Linked DNA regions of Homo sapiens: regions 2 and 3 are each linked to region 1. The links are chromatin loops, found by intact Hi-C in ENCODE. Cell type or tissue: PC-9. All regions are shown on one strand. Links, peaks and the distances in the headings refer to the core of each region. The heading gives the core; the rest is flanking DNA. Region 1 has its middle 130 kb from the start of MIR466. Region 2 has its middle 9.7 kb from the start of MIR466. Region 3 has its middle 160 kb from the start of STT3B.

The links. Peaks named below come from ENCODE experiments on the same cell type or tissue, not always from the same donor. Only the 100,000 strongest peaks of a DNase experiment are listed, where the experiment ranks them.
Region 2: a loop joins it to region 1, with 11 times the contacts of the local background. A loop is called at or near these places in 6 of 110 quality-filtered maps.
Region 3: it touches region 1 in a loop (2.8-fold over the local background); 5 of 110 quality-filtered maps call a loop at or near these places.

The regions. Positions count from the first base shown.
Region 1 is chr3:31,286,726-31,292,222 of GRCh38, reverse strand. No RefSeq gene overlaps it. Among named protein-coding and RNA genes, the nearest start is that of MIR466, 130 kb to the right of the region's middle. In PC-9, for the core only: no CTCF peak of the experiment used is centred there; DNase peaks (open chromatin) are centred at 1,932 and 3,342; H3K4me3 peaks cover 428 bases; H3K27ac peaks cover 2,743 bases.
Region 2 is chr3:31,168,733-31,174,229 of GRCh38, reverse strand. No RefSeq gene overlaps it. Among named protein-coding and RNA genes, the nearest start is that of MIR466, 9.7 kb to the right of the region's middle. In PC-9, for the core only: no CTCF peak of the experiment used is centred there; a DNase peak (open chromatin) is centred at 2,749.
Region 3 is chr3:31,374,616-31,380,112 of GRCh38, reverse strand. No RefSeq gene overlaps it. Among named protein-coding and RNA genes, the nearest start is that of STT3B, 160 kb to the left of the region's middle. RefSeq lists an enhancer at 2,085-3,284. In PC-9, for the core only: no CTCF peak of the experiment used is centred there; a DNase peak (open chromatin) is centred at 2,822; H3K27ac peaks cover 1,428 bases.

The DNA of each region.
Region 1 (5,497 bases), core at 334-5,333:
TGCACAGTTTTAAAATTTTCAACTAGCACCACAAAACTTTATCAAATTAATCTAGAAAATAATAATGTAGTAATATTGACTCTGATGTATTGAGGAGATAGTATGTGTCAGGTATTATGCTTTGTATACAATGAATCCTTTCAACAATCCTATGAGGTAAGCCTAACTCATCATTCCATATTCTCAAAGTCAGAGGTGATGTGGCATACGTTTAAGAATGTGGACTCTGGAGCCAAAGTGTCTGGATTTGAACATTAGCTCTGCGGCTCTTAGCTGTGTGACCTTGGAAAACCCACTTTACCTGTTTTGTCCAGTTTCTTTACCTGTAAAAGTGATAATAATAGCACCTACCTTATACGGTTGCAGTTTTTAACTTTAAATGAGTTAATAGACATAAACATTTAGACCAGTGCCTGCTCTATCTAATCTGTGTTGGTAATTATTATGAATGAGGAAAGTGAATTTCAGAGGCTAAACGGCTTGCTCAAAGTCATACAATTGGTAGATTATAGTATTTGTATTGTTTTCATGTTTTTCCCCTGACAATTATAGAATAAAAATGCAAAGAAAAATAAGTTGCCCTGGCAAATATTGGTAGTGAACTTTTAAGCACCATCTGGAGAAGCAGGGCCTCTTGATTAGTGGACTTTGGGTATTAAGGGTCCAGGAGCAAGTCCAGTTTTAGGCAGAGAGGGAAATTGAGTTTCAGAGAGTTTGAACACTTTGCCCTAGGTCACATGGATGATTAGTGGTAGAAAAAGAAAACTTTAGTTTCTCTGACTGCAAACTTGGGGACTTTTTAGGGCATCAGATTGTTTCTTTAAAAACAGTCAGTAATTGCTTATTTAAAAATAAAGGGAGTGGTCTCTTGAAGATTAATTTTTGTTATATAGCAAGGTAACCCACTTAACATTTAGCAAGGATTTTGTTTTTTACTTCTTTAGCAAGAAACATTAAGCTATTTCCTTGCTTGTGTTTTGAGCATATAAGTTGAGGTAGAGGAATGATTTCTGCCTTATCATGAGTTAAGATCCTTTTTTTCCCCAGACTGACTCTTGGAGAGTCTGGTCTCTCCTTAGGTGTCAGCATTCTCGATTGTTTAGAAAGCAGAAAGCCAGTAACTGTTCATATTTCAGGGTCAAAGAGGCAAAGCTGCCTGTGGCATTCTTTGTTTTCAGGGTCTGAATCCTTCAATTACTCCCCAGGTGTCCTTATTGAGCAGAAAAGGAATGGAGTAAATCTTTTGTACTTCTGTGCTGAAATGGAGATGATGAATTCCAGGTGTGTGGCTACGAATGCTTGGGGGAAGAAAATGGAATAAATAATGATTCTGGTCAACAAGTGATGAGCTCCTGAACTCATTTCTGATTTGGTTCCCCTGGCTGAAGCCATGGAAGAAATGGCTTTCTATAGGAGTGGAGGGGCTGAGGACTTGGACAACAAGCCAAGGGCAGCTGGTGCTGGGGTGGCGGTGGAGAGAGTGGAGGCATCGTTCTCCACAGGATGGTGGCTGCTGTACTTGGAGCTGGACCATACCTGGGCTGGGCTTCACCACCAATAGCCAGCAGTGTCTTGTTCTGACTCAGAAAACACTACTCCAAATCATGGGCTCAGAAGCAACCTCAGAAGCAAAAGTTTTCCTCTGACTTTCTCCTGTCTCTCAGTCCCATTCTCCCCTGAGGCTGCCATAGAAACTAGAATCCCTCTTCCCCAACGTGGGTCATAGAAGCCAGAACCCCTTTACTCCAAGTCCAGCCGTAAAATCTAAAAATATCACTCTAACTTTCCCTTTGCCTTTCTGTGTAAAAACTGGCCATAAAAAAAAATGATCTGACCTGTCTTGTTTGACTGTAGGCCATAAGACCTCCATTCTAGAAGGTCCTGCCCCATACCCAGATTGGAACAAAACAAAACAAAACAAAACAAAACAAAACAAAACAAAACAAAACCCACATGCTCAGAGAGGCCAAGAAGAATCTAGACAGACAGGCCTTGCTAGGTTTCCTTCTCGGGTTCTTAGCATTAGATCACACCCTTTTTGTCCAGTCATATTTCGACACGGCTGTCCATATTTCGTTAAACCTCAGTGTAAAAATGGACCATTTCTTCTGTATCTTTGGGTCTTCATTCTGAAGGCTCCTGTGTCACGTGAAACTATCATCAAATACATTTGTATGCCTTTTCTCCTATTAATCTTCCTCTTTTCAGCAAATCTTCAAAGGGAGAAGGAGAAGTTTTCCTTTGGTCTTTACAGTCTGTTGGTCCTGAAACACCAAAAGCCCACTGTGAGAAGCAGAGACAGCAGAGGCAGGAGTTGGCAGGGAAGACTCCAGTGCTCTCGGTGTCAGTGGGGGAGGTGGGCTGACCCTTTTCTTCTAAGGTTTGTGACCTCAAGGCTCATGTTTTGTAGAGTTCACAGAGAGGCAGTTTCCCAAGAGGGATGATAACATGCTTCATTTCCTGTATGGTAGTAGGGGTAGGCAGGGGGCCTGGCGACGAGGGCTTGGGCCTCTTCTAATTTGACGTGAAGACATTAAAGAGATGGGAACATATTTGTGTTGGAGTGTTAAGAAGCTCTCCAAACCAGTTACAGTCATAACTCTTAGGAAGGAGCTGTTTAGAGAAAATGTTAGCCATGTCCCTGGTTTTCAAATGGAAAGAATCAAGTGTGCACTCTTCTGATTGACCCATGGGATTCCTGCAAGGCCTCCAGAAGAACAATGGCTGGAGCAAAGGGTATAATATTTTAAGGGAAAATTGCTTTTATTCAGGCAAAACTACCAAATTTTGTTCATATTACAAAATAGAAAAAAAAAATCTTGCAGATATTTAATGACATGGAAAATCGTTCTCAACGTAGTGGCAAATGAAAAAAGCAAGTTTATTACTAGGATGTTCAGTGTGATCTCCTTTTGCAACCCTAAACAGATAGATCTCTGCAGAGAAAAAAGTCTAGAAAGATGTATTCCAACATGCTGGCACGTGCTTACTCTTTGTTTGTTGTAATAAAGGGCACTTTTTATTTTTCCATTCTGCCTCTCTGTGCTGTTTGAATATTTTTATGACAAACATGTATTGCTTTTATAGTAAGAAAAATGTGCAACATAGGTTTTTATTTTTAAAAACGGGAAGCAAATCTAAACAACAACAAAAAGCCCTGCTGCCTTTGTGTTCAGGATGGTAGAAGATAGTAAGGCCCTTTCATCTAATGGGAGTGTAGATGTCAGGGCTGGAGGATAATGACTCAGAGCCGGTGGAAATGCGGCCGGTGGAACAAGTTTCAAACAGGAAAGTGCTTGTGGGGTGACCTCTGGGGTCAGCCACAGAGCTTACTGCAGATTCCACCAAAAAAGTAAGAAGATCCAAAAGGGCAAGGCGTAGGGTCTGTCGGGCGGGTGTGTCCCAGTTTAAACAAAGCTGCTTTGATGTGCTTCCCAGCGGGCAGGCACAGGAATGCAAGGCCCTGCTCTGTCTTGCAGCCAAGAGGGAGTTATAAACATCCATCTGCAAGGGAAGATCCATCAGCTCCTATCAACCACACAGGAAAGATTTACAGGTAATGTTTTCCTCCCATACAGAAGTGTGATTAAGCAAATTCTTGGAAGGGTTTGTTGTTGTTGTTTTTGTTCTTTCCTCTTTCCTACACTGTAAATAGAGATGCTTTTTCTCTCATGCCTCGTGATGTTTATAATGACTTTTATAGACACGTACTGATGTTCAGTGCTTACGGTGTGCTTTCCTCACATCTGTCAGGAGAACCAGGCGTGTAGAATATGTAATCCCCCATTCTGAGATAAGCAGGGACAGTTTAGGCCTTAGGGGTCTGGTCTGTGCTGGAGATCGGCTGGCCCAGGGCTCCACCTAGCCCGTCCCCAAGTCGGGGTTGACTATGTGGTGAGGAAGAGAACACACCATGACCGCCATACTTTGGAGCAATGAACTAAGGGAATGCCTTGGGAGGGAATGGGGGTCTGTTTTACCGCCAATTCTCTTTAAAAGCCTTTTTTATTTAGATAGCTGTAATAGGATGCCAAGAGCTTGAGCTGGAGAGGGACAGTTCTGCCATAGACTGGTGGTGTGATCTTAAAAAATTTAGTTAATTTTTCTGAGACTTAACTTTTGACACCTGTAAAACAGATTACCTTCTTGTGTCTGGAGGCTGTACCAAAGTATGTAAAAATAAGGCAGCTAGGAGCCACCTACTCTGGCATTCCAGAGTGGAGGGCTAGCCATGCTACCTAAGCAGGACCTGCAAAGGAGGTGCAAACCCTGTCTGAGAACCACCCAAGAGACAGTGCCTAGAAATATGTGTCCTTCCTTCAGAACCTCAACTGCAGAAACCCAAAGGGGAGAGACTAACACTGGTTCACTCTCTAAGGGAATGAATCAGCTCTGTCTTCTGCTTATTCAGGACACATGGGAGAGGGAACCAAATTAAAGGTTACCTGGGAAGAGGGCTGGTGGGAAGAGAGAGTCTGCGTGGAGTGGCCTGCTGGAAGCCAGGGGAACCGTAGGAGGCTGGGAGGAGGTGACACTGTCCTTATTAAGGAAAAAAACAGGTAAAAAAATCCCAGTGATGGTCTGGGGTAGGGGTAGTGGTGTCTCTGAAGAATCCATGAACTTACCTACGAGAAAAATCATCTTAAATAGCTGCCATGGAGTAGAAACTGAGGCCCCTATAATGTCAGGGCCTCTCAGGTAACATTTTTCCTGCACCTGACCTCTCCTTGCTCTCCCTGCCATACCACACCTGGAGGAGCAGGGGGTCCCCCCCGGGAGTGGGGGAGGAGGTTAGAAGAGCTAGACCAGGAAGACAGAGACAAAGCCACCCACAGCCCCCACACACTGCAGCAGGCCTGGAAGGAGGAGAGGAACTGGAGTTTTAGGTGACATTTGGAGTTTTTTTTATTATAGGGGAGTCAACACAAAATGGAAGTTAGCCTGTTTTGTGATTGTAATCAGAGAATTTTTTATTATGTGAAAATAAAGAGGAAGTAATCAGATAATTTTTTATTATGTGAAAATAAATATTTGCACAAATATCCAGGGGTTCACCCAAGTTTACCCCAAGGTACAGGATGAATCAGACCCTTGGAGTAGTTTGAATGTGCAGGGTTGAGGAAAAGAATACAGCTATTTTCTAATTGCCCATTTTATTAGTCAGGGTTCTCCAGAGAAACAGAACCAATAGGATGTATGTGTGTGTGTGTGTGTGTATTTATGTGTCTGTCTGTCTGTCTGTCTGTCTATCTATCTCTCTCTCTCTCTCTCTCTCTCTCTCTCTCTCTCTCTATGAATGACGGAGTGTAAGGAATTGGCTCACCTGATTATAGACTGGCAACTCCAAAAGATCCAGGGTAGACTAGCAGGCTGGAGACTCAGAAAAGAGCTGAAGTTGCCATTCAAGTCCAAAGGCAATCTACTGGCAGAATTTCTTCCTGCCCTGGGAATGTCGTTTTCTTGTTCTGTTCAAGCCTTCAGCTGATTTGATGAGACC
Region 2 (5,497 bases), core at 138-5,137, 120 kb after region 1:
TTGGTGCCTCGAAGCAGAAGGGAGGATACTGGGTACCATCCTGTGGCATGATTATTTAAATAGGCTGCTGGTCTGTGTCAGGGTCAGCAGGCAGAAGATGCAAATTTTCATGACAAAGTGGAGCTAAAACAGAGCAAAACTACTTGGGGCAGAGGAGGGAACTGACGCCTCTTTCCAGCTTCCTATTTCCTGTGCCTCAGCATCTCCCAAAGTTGGCTCTTTTTGAAAGCAAGAGGAAGAGTTAACACATTAATTGAAAGCCATGTTTGTTTTCTAGGCTTATTGTCACAAAATTCTCCTACCTCACTGCTCTGCTGAGGCCCATTTCAGTGCTTCTTAAGGAAGCATGAAGCTCAGGGGTCCGGAGGAGGACACAATTTCAGTACGGCAAACCTATCAAAACCCAGAGTTTTGAAATTCTGCATCTCTTTGTCTGGACCCATGGTGTCCATAGATAGGTAATGTGAGCCACCTTAAAAATTGGTAGAAAGAAACAGGTGAGATTAATTTTAATAACATATTTTATTTAACCCAATATATTGAAATTATTATTTCAACATGTAATATAAAAATAACTCATGAGCATCTAATATCCTTTTTTTGGTATGAAGTCTTTAAAATGTGGTATGTATTACAGTTCTAATAAGCCACATTACAAGTGCTCAACAGCCACATGTGGTGAATGGGTACCATATTAGACTGCTCAGGTCTGGAGTTAAAAACTAATGCAGCTCCTTGGCACACAATGCTTCCTAGAGTTACAGCTTTGGTCTTACTTCCATAGACCTACCGAGTCCAAGAACATCTTCCTGCATTTGAATTTTCTTCCCACAAACACCCCCAGAGTTTCAGTTTAACTTGCTCTCTCCTTATAGCTGCCACCACTCACATGATTCCTTGGTTTCTGTTGCTTCTGAAACTGGTAGTGGACAAGACTCAGCCCTTCTGCTCTGCCTTCCTCCATTTCCTTCATTCAGGGCCACAGACACCTGCTATATTGAGCTTTCCTATTAATATCATGAGAAAATGTGGGGAAAATACAACACTGAGAGAAAGCTTCCAGGTCCTTCAAGTCTTTTCTTATATAATGCCTGACCCTTGAGTGAGATGAAGCTGAAAGCTTCAGCTGTTTGTTTGTTTTTCTCTGTGGAGGAGCTTCAGCATTTGTTTGTAAGGATGGGGTTTACCAGTTCTCCTGCCACTCCCACCACTTCTGCAGCTCCCACTAGTAGTGATGGCCAAAGGAGGCTTTCTACTGAAGGCCTGTCTTCCTGGTTTTCGGCCCAGAGAGCAGCAAGGCCGAGAATAACAAGCGGACCAACTCCGGAGGGCTCTGAACTCCCTGACATCACTCACTGAATCTTTCTCTCCACTGGGAATTACCAGACAACTTTGGGTATGTTCTCCTATAGAACAAACTAAACCTAGACGATTGCATAGCTTAAAAAGGGGCATGAGGTTATGAGAAAATGTAGAGTGGGTGTTAATGAACTTGGATTGGGGTGGCAAAAGAGATTGACTCCATTAGCTTGTTAGAATTTAAAGAACTTTCAAAGAAGGAAATAAAAAAGTGAAACCAATTTATTTCCATGCCAACAAAGATAAAAGAGCACCGGCTAAAGGCAAATTCCATCACCTCGTGCCTCTCACATGCCACTGGCAGCATTAGCAGCTGGGCTCAAGTACATGCTGACATGACTGTGGTGACAGTTCTGTGTCCCAAACACTCGCTCTTCTTCCTTCCCCCATCTGCAGTGAAATAGTGAAATGTTTGACAGGCCCGGCCCAGGGAGAATTCTTTCTTCATGACCTCCTCAGAGGGGTCTCACTTATGGGAAACAATCTTGGTGAACTGTGCAGTTGCCTGGGATTTAGGAAAAGTTAAGCAAGCAAAATGGCAGCTAAGGTCCCAGGCTGAGTCAGAAGGCCTGCCTGAAGTAGCTCCTGGCTGTCATGAGAGGGTTGACAAGGCAACTTTGGTCTTTTCGTTAGACATTCAAACAAAATGAGAATATACTCTAAATTCTGTCTCTGAAGACCCTTTGTGGCCTAAGTTATCAATCATCACCTGTCTTAGCCATTCAGACTGTCTGGATATTAATAAATGACTTTTAGGCAGCCGTCCTATGCCTGTGTTATATGTCTTAATGTGGATGTGTAGAGGGCTGATTTGATAGTGTAGTCACGAGCTGCTGTGTGGCAAATCTACTCCTGGCTTTTCCTGACATATGTCTGATCACTCAGATAAATGAAGAGAAAGGGCAATGTGAATACCCAATCATTATGAAAAATGTTATTCCTATTGTGGGCAATTAAGATGTATTAAGCCCATTTTATGTGAGAAATATGCAGATCAGATTCATGGTAGGTTAATCACAAGTTGAATGCTAAAACTTTTTCATTTTTCTTGAGCGAAGATGAAAGTTTCCAAATTCAGTGAATGATGAATCTCGTCGAGGATTTACATGAAGATTTTCACTGCCAACCCCATGGCAGATGTTCTCATTGCCTCACGCCCAAATTATTAGAGAAGGCTTTTCTATTCAAGACTGTTGAATCCTACCCAGCAGCCATTCTTTTTTCTTCCTCTGTAACAAAACTCCAATTTTGTTTAAGTACTTACTGTTAATGTGTCAAGTCCAAGTGCATTGTGGTGAACCCATTTCTCTTTGTGATTAGTTTGTGGTTAGGCATGGACATGTGACCCTCTTGTCACCAATAATACAAAGGGAGAGGACGTCATGGACCTTCTGGGAAATATTTTCTTCTCTGATGGAATGAGAAGAATGTCTGGAACCTCTGTCTTGTTGGATAGACTTCAAGCTGCAAATCTACATACTTTGTCTTAGGTTGGCCTTTCCGAGAAGCCAACCCTGAGAAAAATATTTAAGTTCAAGAAGTTTATTTGGGGAGTGATCTTAGGAAACAGAAATTGGGACATGGGGAAGTGATGGGAAAAGACAAGGGGGGTCAATAGAATGTGTTTAATGATAGGTTTCTGTGGGCAACTGAGCCCCAGTCTTGTTGAGAACAGAGTTGTCCCACCCAAGGGGTGAGGAAACCTGAGTGTTTATCTACCAGTTCTCATGAGGAGTTGTTTGAGCACTGCTCCCAGGGTGTGTTCTCCCTTAGCACTTCCTGCCTGCCCTACACATGGGATGAGAACATGCCTGTGGCTAGAGAGATCCTGCAGACAGAGAGTCACCAGTGCTGGCCATCAGAATCCTTTGGGACAGGGTACATCAGAAGGGTGAGTTCTGAGAGATATGAGTGGGCCCTGACAGTTCCTGTTAAGTTGCACAATTAACCACCTCTAGAACCATCTTCCTCCAGATTTACTTTTGTGTGCAGAAACAAATCCCTATTATTTAAGCTATTTTCAGGAAGGTGCTCTCTCACTTAGAAGCAGGAGGGCTATTTGGCTTATATGTGCTAGGCTAGCAATGTGTTGTTTACAGCCAGCAACCACTTTGAAGACTCAGTCACGTGTTTTAATTGCCCAGTGCCAGTGCTGTGCCATTTAAAAAATATTTCAAATATCACCCCATTTCTAGAAGTATCTAACTGATAAACCTCCTATCCAGTCTTTTTGCGGCTAGCCCCTTCTATTCCCTAATTTATCTACTGAGTAATGACTGACCCAGGAATCTTCCTAGAACATCTTTTTCATCATATCACTCTATTTTGGAGAGCCCATAGTTTAAAGATGAAATTTCTCAACCTGACCTTCAAGGTCTTCCCCATTCTGGCCCCAACCTACCTGTCTACTCTTCTTACACTCATACATAAACTTTTACTGCTACTACTAATAATACCACCTACTATTTATTGAATGCATGCTCTATCCCATATACTGTGATAAGTGGTTTACATGCATCTCCCCATATAATTTGCAGAATAATCCCAAAGTATAGATAGGAACATCAAAACCATTTTATAGAAGAGGAATCTGAGGTTTCCGAAAGTCATATGTGAACAGGAAGCAGATTCCAGGCCTTCCTAAATAGAACAAGCACATTATAATTTATTATATAATGTATTCCCATGTGGACTCTATACTTCTAAAGGGCATATGCATGTATTTTAAAATTTGGCCAGTGCATTGTACAGTTCTTGCATGCATGGTAAATGTCTGAAAAAGTATTTGCTGAATAAATGTTCCCCAAGCTCCATATGGGAGACTGTCTGACACCATGACTTTTCCTTTTGAATCTCTCTCTGCCCATGTCTTCTTCCATGACACCACTTTGTGGTAAAGGAGAAAATTATCCCAAGACTGATAAGAAAAATAATATAAATCAAAATTAACTGATTTAAATATTCATTGAGGGCATGTGGAGAAAAGGGGAGTTTCATGCATTGCTCGTAAAAATATGAGGTGTTTCTGCCTTTTCAAAAAGCAATATGGTAGTTTCCATTAAGACTACAAAATATATATTTCCTTGGACCCAACAATTACCAATTGTAGAAATCTATCCTGCAGAAACACAAACACTGATACATAAAACATATGCAAAAATGTGTTTTTGCTACATTGTGGCAAAAAATGGAAGATATATGGATGTTCATCAATAGTGAGATAGCGGAATAAATTATGGTATATACTTATACCATGAAATCTTATGTAGACATTAAAAAAGACAAATTAGAGCTATTCAAGATGATTTTGAAGAATTAGCACAAGGTACTGTTTTCAATAAATGCTAGAGGCAAAAAAGAATGTGTAATATAATCTTTTTTATAAAGTAAATAATGACAAAGAAGTGGTGTGCATCTGTGTGTATGTACATGCATGTGTGCGTAAATTATATAAATAAGGAGGAAAGCATGAAAGACAAAAAAAAAAGTTGTTAGCATAAGTTACTTGGGAAAGAGGGTAGGGCCAGCTAGAGTGCCACTTTGGAGATAGGGTGAAGCAAACTATTGAGATAAAGGAGAAAATGACACTGCAGTTAAAAAAAAAAAAATCAAAGTTATGCATGTAGGCAAAATCAGGTATATGTGTGAGTATATGTGTAAATATACTAAATTAGAAGTAATAAAATAGGTGACAACAAACACTTATTTTAACCCCAATATATTCTGCAAACACATTCCGACATTGTACCTATGAATAGAGAGATCACATCCTACTCTTAAGATTTTATTTACCCCCATAGAAAGGTCCTGTTTTCCCCAGTCTTGGTCTTGTGATCGCACCCATCCTCCAGTCTTTCTTTGAAGAACTTGAACAGGTTTGGTAAGGATCATTTTGCTCTCAATAGGTTGGATGCCTTCCTATGTTTTGTTTAGTAAGATGTTGCTTACTTAGGCAGTCAGGTATATGGAAACAATTAACCTGAATTTTTTTTTCTTTCTGGTTTTCATGTTTCAGCTTCAGCCAGCCTAGGTTACCTTTAGTCACTTTGAGAATTTCACACACATTCACATTCCTGAGTTAGATACTTACATTGAGATTTTTGCTTTGAATACAGCAAAGCCAACATGCCCTAGGAAA
Region 3 (5,497 bases), core at 372-5,371, 88 kb before region 1:
AAGTCAGGAGTTTGAGACCAACCTGGCCAACATGGTGAAACCCTATCTCTAATAAAAATAAAAAATAAAAAATTAGCCAGGCATAGTTGCATGTGCCTGTAATCCCAGCTACTCGGGAGGCTGAGATATGAGAATTGCTTGAACCCAGGGGGCGAAGGTTGCAGTGAGCCTAGGTTGTGCCACTGCACTCTGGCCTGGGCAACAGAGTGAGACCCCATCTCAAAAAATAAGAAAAAAAAAAAAAGATAACTTATGATGTAGAGCAGTATGTTCTCAACATTATCTCAACAGTCAGCACAAACTGAATTTCACAACACTGTTTTCTGGGATGTGCTTCAATACAGCCCAGTGACGTAATGCCAAATATAATTCAGAAAAATGAATTCTCCCAGGATTACAAAGCTTAATGACTAGGTATACAACTTTCTGACTTAACCCAATGATATAATTTAGAGGGTCTGGAGTCCAGACCCCAGACACTAGAGAATATGTGGAATACATATGTTTTATGAAATAATTCATCGATAATACCTCATGCAACGTAAGTTTCTATGAATATAAGTTAGCAAGGAGTTTGAGAATATACTTCACCAGTCCAGATATTTCATGCCACTAGTTATAGCATATTTGGACGCTTTAATGGGTTCTATAACATATCAAACCTGATGCTAGAAACTTGATGTAGACAGCTGACTCCAAAATATCCCTACCCTACAATGCTCACCATCTCAAAAGAAACCAAGACTTGTACACAAATAGCTGTAAGAAAAAGTATTAAATGTCAAAGTTCATAAAAGGAGTTTAGATAAAGTGCAATTCATTCATTCAACAAACATTTGTTGAGTACCTAGGATTTGCCAAGTACTGTGCTAAATTTTGATGATACATCATGCCTAATAAAAAGTGTGTTACCAACAAAATTTTAAAAAAATAAAAAGGCGCCATTTCACATGCCTGTAATCCCAGCTAACTGGGAGGCTGAGGCAGGAGAATCGCTTGAACCTGGGAGGCAGAGGTTGCCATAAGCCGAGATGGAGCCATTGCACTCCAGCCTGGGAAACAAGAGTGAGACTCTGTCAAAAAAAAAAAAAAAAAAAAAAAAAAAAAAAAAAAAAGAAAGAAATGAAAAAGATTACATTTATAAGGGCAACAAAAAGTATTAAATATCTTTACAAGCATTTCAGAGATAAATTTAAAAAGACCTAAATAAGTGGAAGGATATACTACATTCATGGATTGGAAGACTCAATATTGTTAAGGTGTCAATTCTTACCAAATTAATCTGTAGGTTTAATGCAATTACAATCAAAATTACCTTAGAAATGTTTTTGTGGCAATTGATAAGCTGATTATAAAATGTGTATGGAAATGCAAGAGACCTAGAAGAGCTGCAGTAGGGAGAAATGATCCCTCCAAAATGGTCACATCTTAATTTATGGAACCTGTGAATAGTTATGATCCATAGCAAAAGGACTTTGCAGGTGTAATTAAGGTTATGGAGTTTAAAATATGAAGATTATCCTGAATTACCTGAATAGTCCCAATCTAATCATGTGAGCCCTAAAAAGCAGAGCACTTTCTTAGACTGAATACAGAAGAGATGCAGCAAGGAAGCCAGAGAAGTTTGAAGTATGTGAAGGACTCATCTTCAAACCATTGCTGGTGGTTTGAAGATAGAGAGGGCAGCATGACAAGGACTGCAGGTGGGCTTATAGCTGTTAGAGGCTCCCAGATAACAGCCAGTAAGTAAGTGGAGAACTCAGTCTTACAGCTGCAAAGAACTGAATTCATTCAAAAACCTGAATGAACTTGAAAGGAGATTATCCCTAAGGGACTACAAATAAATACCCAGACTGTCTGATATTATAGTTTTGGCCTCGTGAGACCCAAAGCAGAGGAACTAGTTGAGCCCATCTAGACCTCTGATTAACAGAACTGTGAGACAATAAATTTGTGTTGTTTTAAGCTGTTAAGTTTGTGGTACATGGTTACAGGATCAGTAGAAAACTAATACCATATCGAAGGCAATCTTAAGAACAAAACTGCAGGACTTAACGTTCTTTGTTTCTAAGAATTGTTCTCTCCACCACATAGCTCTAAATGAAAGAATGGCTTTTGAGGCCATGTTCGTCTTATATGACTCTTCCTCTCTGGCTACAACTGGTTGGATGGACTGGGATGAACTTGATTGTCTGGGGAATTTGAACTAAGCCCCGCAGAGACAGGGTCTGTTACTCCAATGTATCTCACCCCCTAAATAAGTGGAGTAAGTATTCATGTGCTTGTGTAGTCTTCTTCCTTTGAATCTGGGTTTTAACTAAAAGAATGAAGCAGAAGTGTCACTGTGTCAGTTTTACTAATGTGACCATGTGTTTATGTTTACAGTTAGGAAGGACATTAAAATGTAAAATGGGGCTCATGGCATGATAGGGTTGATATGATGATTAAATATGCTTGTATTCATGAAATGCCATGTCTGATTCTTGCTATGTGCCTGTTACTTAACAGGGGCCTAAGTAAATGTGAGTTTCATTTGCCGGGTAAATAACTGGAGACTGATGGCTTTCTGAATTTTTCTTCAAGTAGTGATGGTTATTGACTCAATTTCCTTAGACTAAGTATAGCTATGTGCACAGTAGCTTATCAGGAATTGGATACAGTCTGTGACCCCAGAGAAGTGGTGGGGGAGAAAACTCATAAGAAGATCAGACCAGAGCCCAGGCTATATAAGTACAGTGAACCAACTGAGCTAACCATGAGTCACGGCTCAAAAAAATTAATACCTCATGAGTCAATCCATGGCAAACTTCAAAGGCTGCTCACAGAAACCTGTTTACCTTCCCTGCCACCACTTGAGAGAACAAGGTCTTGCGTTTCTTAACTGCCAGCCCTAGAACCAAAGCTTAGTTCTTTGATCCTGTTGTGTACTCTACTACCTGGTGGAGTTATGTCACATGTGATACTAATGCCTAATATGTAACTGAGCACTTCCCATGAGGCAGATACCGTTCTAAATACTTGATGTGTATTAATTCATTTCAACCTGCCAATATGCCTCATGAGACGGGTATTAATAATATTCTCATTTATAGATGATGAAACTGAATTAGAAGAGTTTAAATGACTTTACTTCAAACAACAAATTAGTAGCAGAACTTGAATTTGTCTCAGGCAGTCTAATCCAGGATTTGTGTTTTTAACCACAATATTATACTGATTAGCTACAGGATGAGAAATGTCAGAGTTAAAATTATTTTGAAAATATAATTATTTTGGTTTCACAAATTGCAGGTACACAGAAAAATTGCAGTACACAGAGTTCAGCTTTGTTGACTTCAAAGACGAGGTGTATTTCTCTTCTTACTACTTTCAGGACACTGAAAAGAATCATGTCTACGAGCTTCTCCCCTGCTTCACTTTGTGATGAGTCTCTGCTTTCTAGGACAGGAACATTTCCTTTCAGGTTCCTGCACTTGAATATCTCCTTCCCCTAATTTATCGTCCTGAATGGATGGTCATGGTGACATCTACAACCTGCTTTCTGTAATTCCTATTCTGATTAGCTAAAATATAGGTATTGTTTTCTATCTTGTTTATTTTTACACAAGTTTACCTATATAACAAACCTGCACATGTACCCCTGAACTTAAAATAAAAGTTAAAAAAATTTCCTTCATTCACATTCTTTCCTCTACAACCTTACTTCCCTATTTTTCTGTTTTCTGTTAGTCATTTTCTGACATTTTGAAAATTAATATTTATACTACCCACATCTATGTTTGATTTTTATAAAATGGCCCTTGTCATGTGCAATTGAAGAAGTGGACTATTTGTTACACACCATTTACCAAGGCTTTATTTTTCTTACAATTGCTTGCTCTTGATGGGCCATTTATTCATAATAGAATGTGGACCTCTTTTAATACTTTAATATCTAAAGACTTACACTGAATTTTCTCCACATTTACACTTCCTGGAGTCCTCTGAAATTTTCCATATCTTTTGGTACTTCACACAGGTGAAATCTGGGGACCAAAAGAGATACCTTTTCCCATACATCAGGCAAATATCTCTTTTCCTATCATGTTTGCTCACAGAATGAAACCTACTCTCAAAATCCCTTAGCTCTGTTCTGAGATCCCTGATAAACTTCGATGGTGTTGGAAATCCATCAATGTCAGCCTCCAAGTTTTCTACTAATGCTTCTAGACCATGTGGCCTCTTAGAAACATCCAACTGATATACAGCAACAACATGCAGGAAGACAAAGGCATCTCCAGTGGGACTGAGAGCAATCTTAACGCAGTGAACAGCTTGAGATTCCAGATTGCGGTGTTGGCATTGGTATCCCTATTCTTCCCTTCAGAAGAAAATATTCTTAAAATGGGCAATTTGTAGGTAAGTATCTTGTTTGGGGTCTCTAGAAGCAGAACCTGAGGCAGAGATTTGGGTACATGTGATTTTCTACAGCATGGATATTTCCTTTCAGGTTCCTGCATTTGAATATCTCCTTCCCCTAATTTATCTTCCTGAGTGAACAGCCATGGTGATGTCTATAAACTGCTTTCTCAAATTTCTCTTCTTTTCTCCTTCCCTCTTTGAGGGAATACTCTTCAGGAACTACCTGTTTGGGAGTGAGGAAAGCAGGACTGGAAGGCAAAGAATCAAGCAAGGCTACAGTAGTCCAGGTTGGCTTTTATCCATGCGGGCTCTGGAGCATGCATGGTGCCATGGAGAAGCGGTTGGACTCTTAATTTTTTTTTTTTGAGACAGTCTTGCTTGTTGCCCAGGTTGGAGTGCAGTGGTGTAATCATAGCTCACTGCAGCCTTGATCTGCTCACCTCAAGCTAGCCTCCCAGCTTAGCCTCTTGAGTAGTTGGTACTACAGATGCCTACCACCATGCCTGGCTAATTTTTTTTTGATTTTTAGTAGAAACAAGATCTTGCTATGTTGCTTAAGCTGGTCTTGAACTTCTAAACTCAAATAATCCTCCCACCTCAGCCTCCCAAAGTGCTAGGATTCCAAGCATGAGCCATTGTGCCCTGCTGGGCTTTTTAATTTATTTATTCTTATATCACTTATTAGTTATTTGCCACTATCTGCCTCCTCCCTTGGTCACGTAAACTTCTAGGCATCTCATGGCCAGCTATTCTCTTTAGTCAAGTACAATTCTCTGGCAAAGTTTACTCAGGTAAGCCGCTAATGGCACCATTTGCAGCACCTGGGAGAGGGGCACACCAGCTGTTAAAGAGTGTCCAGTGGATCTCATACAGGGTCTATCGCAATAGGTAAGAGTACAATGATTATTTATAGCTCAAACAAGACTCATTTTTTTTTTTCCAGTATGCAGGAAATTTTCTGTGCCATGTTGTTGATTGGAGCTTCATTCTACAAGTGTTCCTGTTGGAGTTAGGAATGTGTTTGGCTGCAATAATAGGCAACCTAATTAATACTGGCTTAAACAAATAATGATTTATTTTCCCCATGCAGTTCCAG